2 separate regions of the Homo sapiens genome follow, and region 2 is linked to region 1. The links are chromatin loops, found by intact Hi-C in ENCODE. Cell type or tissue: GM12878. All regions are shown on one strand.

Region 1 (8,000 bases):
CAGGGAAGCTGAAGATGCAGGGGATAAGCAGGCAAGACCCCTTCACACCCTGCACGTCCTGGGGACTGGAGACGCCCCATGAGGCCTGGCCTGGGGGAAGAACGGCAGGGGGACAGAGGGGAGGGTGATACAGGCCTCAGGGTGCCACAGAGCCCTGCGACCTGCCCCAGAGAAGGTGCCCCAGCTGGGCTCCCAAATTCTGCCCTGCCCCGAGAAATGCACACTTAGAGCAGCCCTTCTCAGTGCCCCAGGGGTCAGTCCACTGCCCGAGGCTGCTCAGAGGTTTGGTAGGGTGGCTCGAAGACAGATGGCAGCTTCCTGCCCAGCTCCTGGCCACTGCCCGATTGGGCCCTCCCTTGACCTCAGCAACCAAACATGTGACCCAGGCATAGTCTAATCTGCCAAGGGCTGGACTTATGAAGGCTGGACCCTGGAAGACAGGCACTAGGCCCGCAAAGCTTACCTGCTGGGAAGAATGAGGCCAGGAGGAGAAGCTTGGGCAAGAAGCCCATAGCAGGTTCTTGTGCTGCTCCTGTTGCCTAAGAGGGTGGTGCGCACTGCGCTGGCTGGGCTCACAGGGGCCTCCAGGGACACCTCTGGGCACTTTAGCCCCAGCACCTGCTAGAAGTCCGAGCCTGTGTCCCCACCTCCTCTGCTGGCCAACCCAATAAGAGGGCAGGGCTCTTAAAGACCTCTGAGTCAGACACCAGCAGAGAGCCAGGAGGCCACGTTCCCAGCTCAGGCTGTGCCCAGGAATGCCCTCACTTGGTGGCCTGCCTCAGAAAAGCCTGTGTGTCCCTTGGCCCTATCCCAAGTTCTGCTTTCCCAGCCCCTCAAGGATACCACCCTAAGGCAGATGAACAGCTGTTTCTCCCTCTTCCCCACTTCCCTGCCCCCTCCCCACCACCCAAACCAACAGGAACTGGAGCCCAGAGATGCCCAGTTACTCACTCCAAGACACCCAGCTAGAATGATGGTTTCTTCCTGAGGCTTGTCTCCTACCACCTGCCTTACTAACTATAGACCATAATGGGGCTTTACTGAACTTGCCGAAGTGCTGCCTTTAACAGTCACTCCCCTGCTCAAAAACCTTCTGTGGCTCCCCATTGCCCGTGAGATGTGAAAAGTCCTCATTTCCTGCCCCCAGCTCTGTCCCCATTCCCTGCTCTCCGCAGACCCACTCTGGGGGCAGTTCTGTCTGCTCAAGGGCTCCCTAGCTGCCCAGCTCTATCTCCACCACAGATAATCTTTGCCTGCTGAAACCTTATTCAACCTTCAAGGAGCAGCATGAATTTGGCTTCCAGCTGGAACTTCTCCTTTGAGGTTCCTGTAGCTACCCCAGAGCTATCTCTATTTTCCTTGCCTTGTTTTTTACAGCTTGTGAGAGCCCATTTCTCAGGACCTAGAACTGAAGATATGTGCCCCATAGCAGTGCGGAGCCTACCAGGCATTCAGCAAACCCCTTAGTGACTAAGAGAGGGGTGAGGTCTTTAGGGGTTCAGAGCTGAGGTTCAGAGTTGGAGTGGGGAGGTGGCAAGGCAAGTCTAGGTTTGAAAGGTAGCATGAGAGCGCTGTGGAACACATACCCCACAAATATGAGCTCAATGTGTGCGGAGTGTACCATATCCAAAAAGGCAGGCCCTCAACCATGGAGTGCCCCTGGTCAGGGAGTGTCTAAGGGGTACCATAGACCTGAGCCCAAAAGGAAGAGATGCCAGAAACACATATAAGTGAAACTATAAAACTCTTAGAAGAAAACAGGTGAAAATCTTCATGACCTTGGATTAGGCAATGCTTTCTTAAGTATGAAATTAAAAGCACGAAAAAAAAAAATAGGTAAGTTGGACTTCATCAAAATTTAAAACTTGGCCAGACACAGTGGCTCATGCCTGTGAACCCAACACTTTGGGAGGCTGAGGCAGGAGGATCACTTTAGCCCAGGAGTTCAAGACGAGCCTGGGCAATACTGCAAGACTCTGTCTCTACGAAAAATTAAAAAACAGGCCTGTGGTCCCAGCTACTCTGGAGGCTGAGGTGGGAAGATCGCTTGAGCCCAGGGGAGGGGTCGAGGCTGCAGTGAGCCATGATTGCACCACTGCACTCCAGCCTGGGTGACAGAGCAAGACCCTGTCTGAAAAGAACAAACAACAGCTGGGTGCGGTGGCTCACGCCTGTAATCCCAGCACTTTGGGAGGCTGAGGCATGCAGATCACAAGGTCAAGAGATTGAGACCATCCTGGCCAACATGGTGAAACCCCGTCTCTACTAAAAATACAAAATTAGCTGGGTGTGGTGGTGTGCACCTCTAGTCCTAGCTACTCGGGAGGCTGAGGCAGGAGAATCACCTGAACCCAGGAGGCGGAGGTCACGGTGAGCCAGGATCACGCCACTGTACTCCAGCCTGGTGACAGAGTGAGACTCTTCTGTCTCAAAAAAAAAAAAAAAAAAAAAGGATATGAATCAAAGGACACTATCCAGAGAGTGAATAAAAGGAGGACAACCCACAGAATGGGAGAAAATATTTGTAAATCATTTATCTGATAAAGGACTAATATCCAGAATATATAAAGAATTCCTACAATGAACAACAACAACCACCAAAAAAACCATGAAATCCAACTCCAAAAATGGGCAAAACACTTGAATAAACATTTCTTCAAAGAAGATATATAACTGGCTGATAAGGACATGAAAAGATGCTCAACATCACTAGGCATTAGGAAATGCAAATCAAAACCAAACCACAGTGAGATACCACTTCACATCCGTTAGAATGGCTATTCACAAACAAACAAAGCAACACAGAAAACAATAAATATTGGTGAGGATGCGAAGTTGAAATTCTTGTGTATTGCTGGTGGGAATATAAAATGGTTCCGTCACTGTGGAAAACAATTGGGTCATTCCTCAAAAAGTCAACATAGGATTACCATATGATCCAGCAATTCCACTCCTAGGTATATACCCAAAAGTACTGAAAACAGGGACTCTAACAGAGTACACCAATGTTCACGGCAGCACTATTCCACTAAAAGGTGGAAACAGGTCAAGTGTCCATCAGTGAATGGATGTGGATAAACAAACTGTGGTATGTACATACAATGGAATATCAATCGGCCATAAGGAGGAATGAATTCTAACATATGTGAACCTTGAAAACATTATGCTCAGTGAAACCAGCCAGACACAAAAGGGCAAATATTGTAGGGTTCCAATTACATGAAATATCTAGACTACGTATATTCAGAGACTGAAAGTAGAATAGGATAGAGGTAACCAGGGGCTGCAGGGAGGGGGAGCTAATGTTTAATGATTGCTGAGTCTCTCAGATAATGAAAAAGTTCTGGAAATAGTGGTGATGGTTACACAATATTGCAAATGTACCTAATGTCATGGGGTGTACACTTAAAGACAGTTAAAACAGTAAATTTTACATTATGTATATTTCACCACATACACACCCATGTTGCCAACTTTGCAATCCTCCCTGGTCCTAAATGCTGACTTGGCCAAGTGAACGAGGAGGCTGGAAGTGGGGACAGGAAACTCATGACCTCCCAGCTCCCAGCCCATCCGCCTCAGGGGCTGGGCTCAGCAGATTCCAATGACTACCAGGGGTCACACCTGGGAAGGGGGTGAGCCGAGGCCCAGGGCCAGTCAGGCTGACCAGGTGGGACTTAGCCTGCTGCAGAAGGCAGAAGGTGCCCCAGCAGGGGGCACAGTACAGGGCGGGATTGGGACAGGAAGGACACCGCTCCCCAGGGGACCCAGCCCTCTCGCAGGCTGCTGGAGTGGACTGATCTGGCCATTTATGGAGGCCCAAGGGCTCATCTCCAGTTCTCTAGGAAGCCCTAGGCCTCCTCCTCTTCTGGGAAGATGCACCCCCAGCCTCCACACCAGGTTCTTGGCCACTGGAGAATGATATAGCTGGGGCCCTGGGACCTGGACACCTCACCGTGAAGAAAAGCAGCCTGCTGGGCACACTGGGGGTCAGATGTGTCCCTGGCCACAGGGGATGTCAGGGTCAGCTCTGCTATGGCCAGGGCAGCTATCTTGTCCCAGCTCCCCTGTTCCTCCCATTTGGGGTCCTGAAAAGGGCAATCGTGAACCTGATGGAAGAATGGTGGGGTTCTGGACACAGCGACCCTGGAACAGGGCGCGGGGGAGGACCCTTTCCAGGACCACTCCCATCACATAATGTAGAGGCCACCTATGCTTAGCCCGGCCCTAACCCCAAAGGGGTCAGCCCCACCGGAATCCAGCCTATTGGCTCAGCCTGTCACCACAAAGGCCAGCTTCAGCCCAGATAACTGTTCTGGAAACAGAAAGAGCAGGGACCGCTCAGAAAGGAGATCTCTGTCCCTGTTTGAAAGCCTGGAGTTGAGGGGACAGTGCCCCGCCCCCCGCCCCCCGCAACTTGGGTTGCAGCTGTGGCCTAGTGAGCACGCAGCGCCCCCTGGTGGTCGAGGGGGAATTGCGGGTCCCGGGAAAGGGGGCGGTGTGCCAGCAACAGGGAGCAGGCAGCTCTGCAGCCCTGAACCATCCCTCCCTTGGGTGACTCTTTTGGAAATCATTGTTCCCCAGACAGGAGGTTCCTGAGGTTCATACTTGGGTCTCCAAGTCTTGGGTGCTCTGAAGACAGGATTTTAAATCCCCACTCCTACTATTGGTATGTGTTGCATCAGGGTGGCTTGAGCTGGCCTGGTACACAGTGGGCACTCACGTTTGCTGCCTGTTTGAGACCAAGTGCCTCAGGAGGTCTTGGAGGGTTGGCTGGGGCCCCAAGTCCCTGACCTCTGATTCCAGAGGCCAAGTTTAGCTGGGGAAGAAAGGGCAGAGGCAGTTTCCCTATGGACAGCTAGGCCCGGGTGTAGGATTCAGTTTCTGTTTCCTGACACCAAGGCTTCTCCCCAACTTCCCCATTGGGCTAGAGAAGGAAGAACACAGGGTGACATGGCCAGCTGGAGGTTACTGGCCCACAGATAGGGAGTCAGGGTACGGATGGGCAATTCCTGGAGCAGATTATGGTCAAAATAGTGGAAATCCCCAATCACAGGCCAAATGTTTAATTCTCAGAGCCATAGAATCCATAACTAATGCTTATTGGCTTTGACATGGGCAGTAGAAATTTCACACTTCATTCCTTAATCTGGCTCTAAATGCTTCTGGCTGGAGTGCTCACTCTCCAAACTGTGCTGGACAGCACCAGAAGCCCTCCTGTGGACGGACGAAGTGGTGATGGATGAAGTGGAATTGTGCTGGGGTTAGAGTAAGGAGAGATTATCGTTGGGCTGGGCTGGGGCTGAGGTCAGGGTGATGATCAGGTTGGAATTCTGGAAGCAAATTAAGGCTGGGATTGGGGTGGACATTGAGGTTGAGTGATGGGTGGGGGTAAGGGTGAAGGTTGGAGTTGGGTGCAGGTGATGGTTAAGATACGGTGGAGGCTGGGTTGAGATGAGGATGATAGAGTCGGAGTTGTGGTTAGGGTTGGGATGATGGATGGTTGGGATTAGATGAGATGAGTAAATGGTTAGGGTTGGGGTGCAAGTGAGGTGAGGGTGAGATAAGGTTGGAATAGGGGCTGGGGCTGGGGCTGAGGTAGGGTCAGAGCAGGGTGATGGTCGGGACTGGGATTGGGATGCAGGTTGGAAGGATTTGGGGGTGGTGGAAGGGTTTCAGTTGAGTCCATCTTTGATTAGTGTCTTGGACTTGGGTTGGTTTGGGGTCCACCACTCGCACCCAGATGGAGCCCCCCCCCGACCCCTGCCCCTATCCCGCTCAGCCAGTTTCAGCCCAGCCCCGCTCCTAATGCTCCACTCACCCTCTGGGCCCAGGGACCAGGGACAGGGGTACCTGCTCCACAGAAGGAAGTGGCTGCGGCGGTGCTGGACCTGCGGAGAGGAGAACAGGAAGGACGGCCAAGAGCTCCTGGTGCAGCTGGCTCCCCAGGGCTCTGCCGGCTCAAGAGAGAAGGATCCCGTATCAGGGGCTGCTTCCTCTTTCCCAAAGCCTCAGCTCTACTGTCCAACCCAGAGGCTGGTCAGGGAGGCAGCTGCAGGCCTTGCGCAATGCCAAAACGGGAAAGACCTCCATAGGGGAAGGCCCTCGGCAAGGCCAGGGACTTAGGGACTCCAGCAAGCAGAAGTGGGACCGCTGCAACGCTGGAGCCTCCCCAGGCAAAGTGAGAAATGGAGTGGGGGACTCCCATTCACCAGCCAAATCCACACCCCACTCTCTCTGAGCCCCTTAGGGAGGCTGGGGGAGGTGGAAGGGGGCTTCCTGCACACAGCTCTCCTCCCTGACACCTGAGAGGGAGGCGCGCCCAGCCTGGGGTGGGGATGCACTACACGATGCCCAGACCAAGGCAGTTATTCTCCAAGCCATTCAGGAGCCTCCCTGTACCACTGAGTACTCTTAAGAACCCCCAAGAGGCAGTCCCGTGTTGTGGGGGACATAAGGCCCCAATGTCCAGGACACTCCTCAGGTTTTCTCTTTCCCCTCTCACTGTCCTGTACGTTTTTTGGTTTTTGGCTTCTTGTTGTTGGTTTTTTTCTTTTTGTTTTGTTTTTGCTTTTGAGATGGAGTCTCACTCTGTCGTCCAGGCTGGAGTGCGGTGGCACAATCTCAGCTCACGGCAACCTCCACCTCCCGAGTTCAAGTGATCATCTTGCCTCAGCCTCTCGAGTAGCTGGGATTACAGGCATGCACCACCACATCCGGCTAATTTTTGTATTTTTGGTAGAGACGGGGTTTCACCATGTTGTCCAGGTTGGTCTTGAACTCCTGACCCCAAGTAATCTGCCTGCCTCGGCCTCCCAAAGTTCTGGGATTACAGAGGTGAGCCGCTGCACCCGGCCACTATCCTATACCTTCACCCCCACCTTGGGACAGGAAAGGAAAGCCCCCACCACAGCTAGTTACTGTTACATTACTGCAGCCCATCTTATTGAGGGCCTAGTTTGTGCAGGCACTTGACATGTGAAGCAGATGTTAATTGCTCCAAGCAATCCCAGATACAAGCAACAAGACTTTTTTTGGTTTTTGTTTGTTTGTTTGTTTTTGTTTTTTGAGACAGTGTCTTGCTCTGTCGCCCAGGCTGGGGTGTCCTGGTGCAATCTTGGCTCACTTTGGCTCACTGCAGCTTCGAAATTCTAGGCTTAAGCAATCCTCCTGCTTCAGCCTCCTAAGAAGCCGGGATTACAGGCGCTTGCCACTATGCACGGCTAATTTTTTAAGTTATTTTGTAGAGACGGAGTCTCCCTATGTTCCCAGGCTGGTCTCAAACACCTGGGCTCAAGTGACTCTCCCACCTCGACCTCCCAAAGTGCTGGAACTACAGGCGTAAGCCACCACTCCTGGCCATTTTTTTTTTTAATTTCACAACTCAAACTTAATTCAACTCAGTCCCTGCCTACCTGTACTGGTGGGGAGCTGGCCACAGCAAATTAGGCCCCTGTACCCTGAGGGCAAGGCCACGTGTGCAGGTGTAAAAGGATGTGAAACCCTAAATCAGGGTGGATCCAGAATCGCAGGCCATGGTGCCCCAAAGCAGATGTCTGGTGACATTCCACCCTGAAATGCTCAGGCTACAGAGATATTAGGTCTCTATCACTCTGTTCCTCTTTATAGCTCCTGTGTCCACTCCTATGCTTGGGCCATTTCCTCTTTCGGCCAAAACACAAAGGGTTCATCCCATTACTTCCTCCCTCAACAGCTGGTCCGGAGACACCCAGCTCTAGGCCTGTGGGGTTGTGACACATGGGTACCAATCCTTCAGTCCACTGGGACTCTATACATCCACCCCTTGGCTTCATGGTGGGAAAGCATCCCTTGACTTTGACCTTAGTCATATGACTTGCTCTGGCCAATGGATGTGCACGGACATGACACAAACTAAGTCTTGAAACGTACTTAAGCAGTTTGCCTTTCCCCCTGAATTTCTGTCATTGCCATGCAAGGGGCAGGCTCCAACTAACCTGCTGGTCCAAAGAGGATGACGA
Region 2 (8,000 bases), 490 kb before region 1:
AGGGCCTGCCCTGGGAGTTGGAGGACTGCCCCTCCTGGACCCCAGCAGTGCATATCCTGTCACCCACAGTTGCAAGCCAAAATGTCCCCTCTTTATGTGCTTTTATTTATTTAGAGACAGGGTCTCACTCTGTTGCCCAGGCTGGAGTACACCGGTGTGATCTCGACTCACTGCAACCTCTGCCTCTTGGGTTCAAGCGATTCTCCTGCCTTAGCCTTCCAAGTAGCTGGGATTACAGGCGCCCACCACCACGCCCTGCTAATTTTTGTATTTTTAGTAGAGAGGGGGTTTCACCATGTTGGCCAGGCCAGTCTCGAACACCTGACCTCAAGTGATCCGCCTACCTTGGCCTCCCAGAGTGCTGGGATTACAGATGTGAGTCACAACACCCAGCCTATTTGTTTACTTATTTATATTTTTGAGATGGAGTCTCACTGTCGCCCAGGCTGGGGTGCAGTGCGTCAATCTCGGCTCACTGCAACCTCTGCCTCCCTGGTTCAAGCGATCCTCCTGCCTCAGCCTCCCAAGCAACTGGGATTACAGGCATGCGCCAGCACGCTGGCTAAGTTTTTTTTTTTTTTTTTTTTGAGACAAAGTCTTGCTCTGTCGCCCAGGCTGGAGTGCAGTGGCATGATCTCGGCTCACTCCAACCTCCACTTCCCGGATTCAAGCGATTCTCCTGCCTCAGCCTCCTGAGTAGCTGGGACTACAGGCACGTGCCACCATGCCCAGCTAATTTTTGTATTTTTAGTAGCGTTGGGATTTCACCATGTAGGCCAGGATGGTCTCAATCTTCTGACCTCGTGATCTGCCTGCCTCGGCCTCCCAAAGTGCTGGGATTACAGGTGTGAGTTACCATGCCTGGCCTTTTTTTTTTTTTTGTGACAAGTTTCACTCTTGTTGCCCAGGCTGGAGCGCAATGGCACGATCTCGGCTCACTACAACCTCCGCCTCCCGGGTTCAAGTGATTCTCCTGCCTCAGCCTCCCTAGTAGCTGGGATTACAGGCACCTGCCACCATGACCAGCTAATTTTTTGTATTTTTTGTAGAGGGGTTTCACTATATTGGCCAGGCTGGTCTCGAACTCCTGACCTCAGGCGATCCACCCATCGCAGCCTCCCAAAGTGCTGGGTTTACAGGCGTGATCCACTGAGCCCGGCTTAATTTTTGTATTTTTAGTAGACACGGAGTTTCGCCATGTTGGCCAGGCTAGTTTCAAACACCTGACCTCAGGTGGTCCCACCTCGGCCTCCCAAAGTGCTGGGATTACGGGCATGAGCCACCACTCCCAGCCTATTTTATTTTTTTGAGACAGAACCTCACTCCATCGCCCAGGCTAGAGTGCAGTGGTGTGATCTTGGCTCACTGCAACCTCTGCCTCCTGAGTTCAAGTGATTCTCCTGCCTCAGCCTCCCAAGTAGCTGGGATTACAGGTGCCCACCACCACGCCTAGCTAATTTTTGTATTTTTAGTAGAGACAGGGTTTCACCACGTTGGCCATGCTGATCTCGAATTCCTAACCTCAGGTGATCCACCCACCTCGGCCTTCCAAAATGCTGAGATTACAGGCATGAGTTACCGCACCCATCCTTATGTGCTTTTAAAAACACTTTACATTATAGAGCATTTCAAACCTGCATAGTAGAATATCATAATAGGATAATGGGCATAAATATATACAGTTATTATTTGTCAATTAAAAAAAGCATAGTAGAATAATGAACCTCAGTTGCCATCAACCAGCTTCCAGGGTTATCAGCACGAGGCCTATTTTGTGACATCTGTAACCCCCCTTATTTTTCCTCAGTCCAGTATTTTAAGGCAAATCACAGACATCATATCATCAGTAAGTTCTTCAGCTTGTATTTATTTTTATTTTTATTTGTTTTAATTTTTTTTGGAGACAAGGGTCTCCCTGTGTTGCCCAGGCTGGAGTGCAGTGGCTCAATCTCGGCTCACTGCCCACCATCAGGGCTCAAGCCATCCTCCCACCTTAGCCTCCTGAGGAGCTGGGACTACAGGTGTAAGCCACCATGCCTAGCTAATTTTTGTGTTTTTTGTAGAGGTGAGGTCTTGCTATGTTGCTGGGGCTGATATCAAACTCCTGAGCTCAAGCAACCCACCCGCCTTGGCCTCCCAAAGTGTTGGGATTACAGGTATGAGCCACCGAGTGCAGCCACTGTATTTCTAAAAGGTGAAAAATTTAAAAACTGTTAAACAAGTAAACTATAATCATTTTAAAATACTACATAATCATTTTTTGGATTTCCTTGGTTGTAGAAAAAGTGCCTATTACAGTTGGTTAGTTTTTGTGGGTTTTTTTTTGTTTTTGTTTTTTCTTTCCTGAGATGGAGTCTCGCTCTGTCGCCCAGGCTGGAGTGCAGTGGCCCGATCTCGGCTCACTGCAAGCTCCGCCTCCCTTGTTCACACCATTCTCCTGCCTCAGCCTCCCGAGCAGCTGGAGCTACAGGCATCAGCCACCACGCCCGGCTAATTTTTTTGTATTTTTAGTAGAGACGGGGTTTCACCGTGTTAGCCAGGATGGTCTCGATCTCCTGACCTCATAATCTGCCCGACCCGGCCTCCCAAAGTGCTGGGATTACTGGCATGAGCCACCACGCCCGGCCTACAGTTGGTTAGTTTTGAATCAGGAAATCAAACAAGGTCCACACTGCATTGGCTAGTTTTCTGACTTTAAATAAAGCCTTGTATCGTCAGCCTGTGCCAGAGGGAAGCGAGAATGCCCAGAGACTTCCATTTCAAGCCTAGTCCCACTGCCTTGGGCTCTGCCGCCCCCGCTACCCCAATTGAGACCTAATTTCCCCTTTTAGGGAATTCCTCCCTCCCCACCCTTAGTGGGCGTCTTGGGAGTGGGGGTGGGAGTTGGCCATTAGGGATGCACTGAGCCCTCACTGCCCACCCGCAGGTCTCCACCAGCTCCTGGCCGGGTTCGAGGACAAGTCAGCCTATGCGCTCTGCACGTTTGCACTCAGCACCGGGGACCCAAGCCAGCCCGTGCGCCTGTTCAGGGGCCGGACCTCGGTGCGTACCCACCTTGATGCAGTTCCCGCCGCGCGCCGCCAGGGGGTGCCGCGACCCGAGCCGACCGCCCCGAGTCTGCGGGAGGGTGGTGGGAGGGGCGCCTTGGGGCCAGAGATATCTGTGCCTTGCTGAGAGGCTCCCCTGCGCAGCATAGGTAGAAGTGCTGTGGATCCTAGGAGGGTGGTGGAAAGGGTTCCCTGGGGCCAGAGTAGTTGCCTACGCCTTGCTGAGGGGTGCCCCTGGGCAGGACAATGGAAGTGTTGTCAATTCTGAAACCTGTTTGACCCCTGAGGCTGTTGTTTCAGGGAAACAGTTGGCTAACAGCTCCTGAGGCCTGATAGACCCAGAAGTGCAAACTGAAGGTGACAATTCCCAAAGCTATTTTTTTCTGTTTATTTTATTTATTTATTTATTTTTTGTTAGTGAGAAACCACACTTGGATCAAAGCTACATCTATAGCCCAGACTTCTCTAACCTCAGATTTCCTTATTCAACTGCCAAGGTGCTTGACTATCTCTCAGCCTTTCCAGCTTTTCATGTTTATGTATAATAGAATCTTAATTCTTTTTTTTTTTTTTTTTTTTTTTTTTTTGAGACAAAGTCTTGCTGTGTTGCCCAGGCTGGAGTGCAGTGGTGTCGTCTCGGCTCACTGCAACCTCCGCCTCCAGGGTTCAAGCATAGAATGTTAATTCTTGGCCAGGTTTGGTGATTTACACCTGTAATCCTAGCACTTTGCGAGGCCCCAGCGGGAGGCTTTCTTGAGCCCAGGTGTTCAAGATCAGCCTGGACACCATAACAAGACCCCATCTTTGCAAAAAATTTTAAAATGAGGCCGGGCGTGATGGCTCACATCTGTAATCCCAGCACTTTGGGAGGCTGAGGCGGGCGGATCACCTGAGGTCAGGAGTTCAAGAACAGCCTGGATAACACAGCAAAACCCCGTCTCAACTAAAAATACAAAAAATATCTGGGCATGGTGGCAGGCACCTGTAATCCCAGCTACTGGGGAGGCTGAGGCAGGAGAATCACTTGAACCCAGGAGGCGGAGGTTGCAGTGAGCTGAGATCTCGCCACTGCACTCCAGCCTGGGCAACAAGAGTGAGACTCCGTCTCCAAAAAAAAAAAAAAAAGAGGCTGAGCACAGAGGCTCACACATGTAATCCCAGCACTTTGTGAAGCAAAGGCAGGAGGATTGCTTGAGGCCAGGAGTTTGAGACCAGCCTGGGTAACATAGCCAGACCCTGTCTCAAAAATAAATAAATAGCCGGACATGGTGGTGCACACCTGTAGTCCTAGCTACTTGGGAGGCTGAGGTGGGAGGATCACCTGAGCCTCGGAGTTTGACGGGACAGTGAGCTATGATCGCACTCCTGCACTCCAGCCATGGAGTGACGGAGTGAGACCCAGTCTCAAAAAAAAAAAAAAAAAAACAAACCTTAATTATTTGCCCAAACTTATTCCTTCCGTGAGATGTATTCAACACCCCCTACTGCCTATCACTGCTCACGACAGCCTCCACCTCCCAGGCTCAGGTGATCTCCCACCCTGGAGAGTAACTGGGACTACAGGCGTGCACCACCACACCCGGCTAATTTTTGTATTTTTGGTAGAGACAGGGTTTCACTATGTTGCCCAGGCTGGTCTTGAACTCCCGACCTTAAGTGATCCGCTGGCCTCATTCTCCCAAAGTGCAACCTCCATCTCCTGGGTTCAAGCAATTCTCCTGCCTCAGCCTGCCGAGTAGCTGGGATTATAGGCGTGAGCAAAAAACATTTGTTGCGTGGTTGAGGTTCAGTAACTGGCCTTAGTCACGCAGCTCCTCACGGCAGAAGCAGAATTTGCCTTTGGGTCTAAATTACTTGGCATCTATGTGACTAATCCCAATCATGTACCACCTCCGTTGTATTTTTTAAAGAGTAAAAAAAAATGTTTTTGAGACAGGGTCTTGCTTTGTCACCCAGGCTGGAGTGTAGTGGCATGACTACCGTTCATAGCAGCCTTGATCTCTCAGGCTCAAGTCATCCTCCCACCTCAGCCTTCCGAGTAGCTAGGACCTCAGGTGTGAGCTACCACATCTGGCTAATTAAAAAAAAAAAAAAAATTGGTAGAGATAGAGTCTGACTGTGTTGCCCAGACTGGTCTCGAACTCCTGGGTTTAAACCATCCTCCCTCCTCGGCCTCCCCAAGCGCTGAGATTACAGGCGTGAGCTACCACACCTGGTCCCTTGTATTTTTTTCAGTTAGAATCTTTTGGGTTTTTTTGTTTGTTTTTTGGAGTGTTTGTTTGTTTGTTTGGAGTGTTTGTCTCTGTCTGTCGCCCGGACTGGATCACAGCTCACTGCAGCCTCGACCTCTTGGGCTCAAGCAGTCTTCCCACCAGGTAGCTGGGACTACAGGCTTACACCACCAGGCTAGGCTAATTTTTGTATTTTTTGTAGAGATGGGGTTTCGCCTTTGCCACGTGGCTCAGGCTGGTCTCAATTTCCTGGGCTCAAGTGATCTTCCCACCTCAGCCTCCCAAAGTCCTGGGATTACAGGCATGAGCCACCGCGCCTGGCCAGATTTTCTTTTTCTTTTCTTTCTTTTTTTTTTTTACTTTGATAACAACATGACATTTCATGTCACTGGATTACAATTTGTTCTTTTTCTAACATTTTCACTGTGGAATTTCCCTACTACAGCCAGTACGTATTGTACTCACTAATGTGTTCATGAAGTGGGGAGTTGGGTACCTGCTTCCTGTTGCGGTGTTTCATCTTATTGTTAAAGTCTTCCTTGTATTTTCAGGAACGCTGTCATAGTAGCCGGCATCTGGCTTGTCCACGGAGTTCAGGGTACTTAGCTTCCTATTAGGAGAAAACGTTTTCTGTCTATCTTTCTTTCTGTCTATCTTTCAAAGTAGCCTCATTGTTCTTCAGTGATGTCCCAATTTGTCCCGGGTGTGGCTGGCGAGGGCGCGTGGCCCCGGAGGTGCTGGTGGTCCTGTGGGTCCATGCCTCCTCCCTGTGTGTGAGGGAAGAGCTGCCCCGCTCTGCTTTTTATTGTATTCAGCAAACATTTGCAGGTGCTGTAGGGGCCTTGCAACTACATTTTGCGTAAGTTGGGTCAAATCAAATTCACAGACTCACCAAACTCATACTGGCCACTGCCCTCCTCGTGCTTGTCCTCTGGACCCAGTTACACACCTGTCCCCCCTTTCCTGTGGCAGGGCCGGATCGTGGCACCCAGAGGCTGCCAGGACTTTGGCTGGGACCCCTGCTTTCAGCCTGATGGATATGAGCAGACGTAAGGAGCCCTGCTTTTCTTCCCTGGGGTGTGGGGTTGGTACAGCCATGGTTTGGGTTGGGCCAGTGCCCCGCCCAAGTGCAGGCATGCGGATATGGGCAGGGGAGGCTCCCAGGGTGCTGTTCCAGCCACAGGCAGCTCTGCTGGGGTGGACACTAGGAATCTGGGTGGCCCAGTCCATGGTTGGGGAGGCAGCCAGATGGCACTGAGAGTCCTGGGCTCTAAGGCTCCAGGTCACCCCACATCAGCTGTGTAGCCAGTGGTTTCGCCTTTCTGGCCTTGGCTTGTAAGCTGTACATCTGACTTTTTTTTTTTTTTTTTTGAGATGGAGTTTCACTCTTGTTGCCCAGGCTGGAGTGCAACGGCGTGATCTCAACTCACTGCACCCTCTGCCTCCCAGGTTCAAGCAATTCTCCTGTCTCAGCTGAGATTACAGGCACGCACCACCGTGCTCAGCTAATTTTTGTTATTTTTGTTAGAGACGGGGTTTCACCATGTTGGCCAGGCTGGTCTCAAACTGACCTCAGGTGATCCGCCCACCTCGGCCTCCCAAAGTGCTGGGATTACAGGCGTGAGCCACCGCGCCTGGCCACATCTGACAGTTTTATGGCATCATTTTCTGACCCCCATCTAGGTTGGGAAAATGTCCAGGCTTTTGCAGCCTCTGGTGGGCACTATTTTATGCCCTCCAAGTACCAGTTGTTCTCTGTAGTTCGCACAAATCGCCCCTTGTTCACACAAGGCACGGGCCATTGTTGGAATCAGGCTTTCCAAGCTGGAGGGGCCCTTAGGGAGCGCAGTGTGAGGCCCCACAATAGCCCCAGCAGGGGTGAGGACATTGTGGAACCAGCCACTAGCCATATGGGGCTGTGGAGCACTTGCGTGTGGTGAGACCCAGAAACGGAATATTTCTGTTCAGCGTTAATTCATTTAAATAGCCACACCTGGCTAGTGGCTACTGGCCGCCGTCTTGCACAGAGCAGTCTGCAGGCCACGGGCGGGGTATGGGATTCTCACCTCACTGCGGTGCTGGCATGGAGGTCGGGCCCCTGGCCAGCTGTTCAAGTGCTCCCCCGCCCTCAGCGCATGAGAGGAGACTGCTGTGTTTGCTCTGTCAGGCCCCACTGCTTCCTGTCAACAGATGACAAAGCTGATCAAACATGCAGCTCATCCCCCCCTGTCCCCAGCTTCCCTTAATGACTTTTGGGCACACTAGAGCAAGTTTAATACCCCTCCATGCTCATTCATGGGGGTTTCTGCCTACAGGGGAATTGAAAACTTTATCCGATTTTTAAAAATTCACTGGCTGCCAGGAGCTGCTGGGCCCCACTCCCCTTTCCTTGGGGTCTGTGAGCTTTGGTCTCCAGGGATGAGATGAGGTAGGGTTGGGAGGGGGTGCACTTCCTTCCTGAATCTGGGCTCCCTGAGCTGCTACTGTCACCCCTCAGGTACGCAGAGATGCCTAAGGCGGAGAAGAACGCTGTCTCCCATCGCTTCCGGGCCCTGCTGGAGCTGCAGGAGTACTTTGGCAGTTTGGCAGCTTGACTTCTGCAGCTGGAGGAGGCCCCTCAGGCCGGGGATCTGGGGAGGGCTAGCCCAAAACCTCCCGCATCGGGCAGGCACCCCCTGAAGTACTTCCTTCAGGGTTTCCCCTTTGTGAGGGTGTCGAGTAG

What was found. Peaks named below come from ENCODE experiments on the same cell type or tissue, not always from the same donor. Only the 100,000 strongest peaks of a DNase experiment are listed, where the experiment ranks them.
Region 2: it touches region 1 in a loop (7-fold over the local background); 3 of 110 quality-filtered maps call a loop at or near these places.

The regions. Positions count from the first base shown.
Region 1 is chr20:3,706,617-3,714,616 of GRCh38, forward strand. SIGLEC1 (sialic acid binding Ig like lectin 1) reads right to left here and starts at 5,984. Exons shown (of 22, transcript NM_023068.4): 1 at 5,854-5,984; 2 at 464-621; 3 at 1-90. The coding sequence starts at 512. In GM12878, a CTCF peak has its summit at 4,466 (motif pointing left); no DNase peak of the experiment used is centred here.
Region 2 is chr20:3,215,591-3,223,590 of GRCh38, forward strand. It overlaps ITPA (inosine triphosphatase), which reads left to right. Exons shown (of 8, transcript NM_033453.4): 6 at 2,927-3,042; 7 at 6,251-6,327; 8 at 7,776-8,000. The coding sequence ends at 7,872. Among named protein-coding and RNA genes, the nearest start is that of ITPA, 10 kb to the left of the region's middle. RefSeq lists a silencer at 3,012-3,281. In GM12878, a CTCF peak has its summit at 3,085 (motif pointing right); no DNase peak of the experiment used is centred here; H3K27ac peaks cover 503 bases.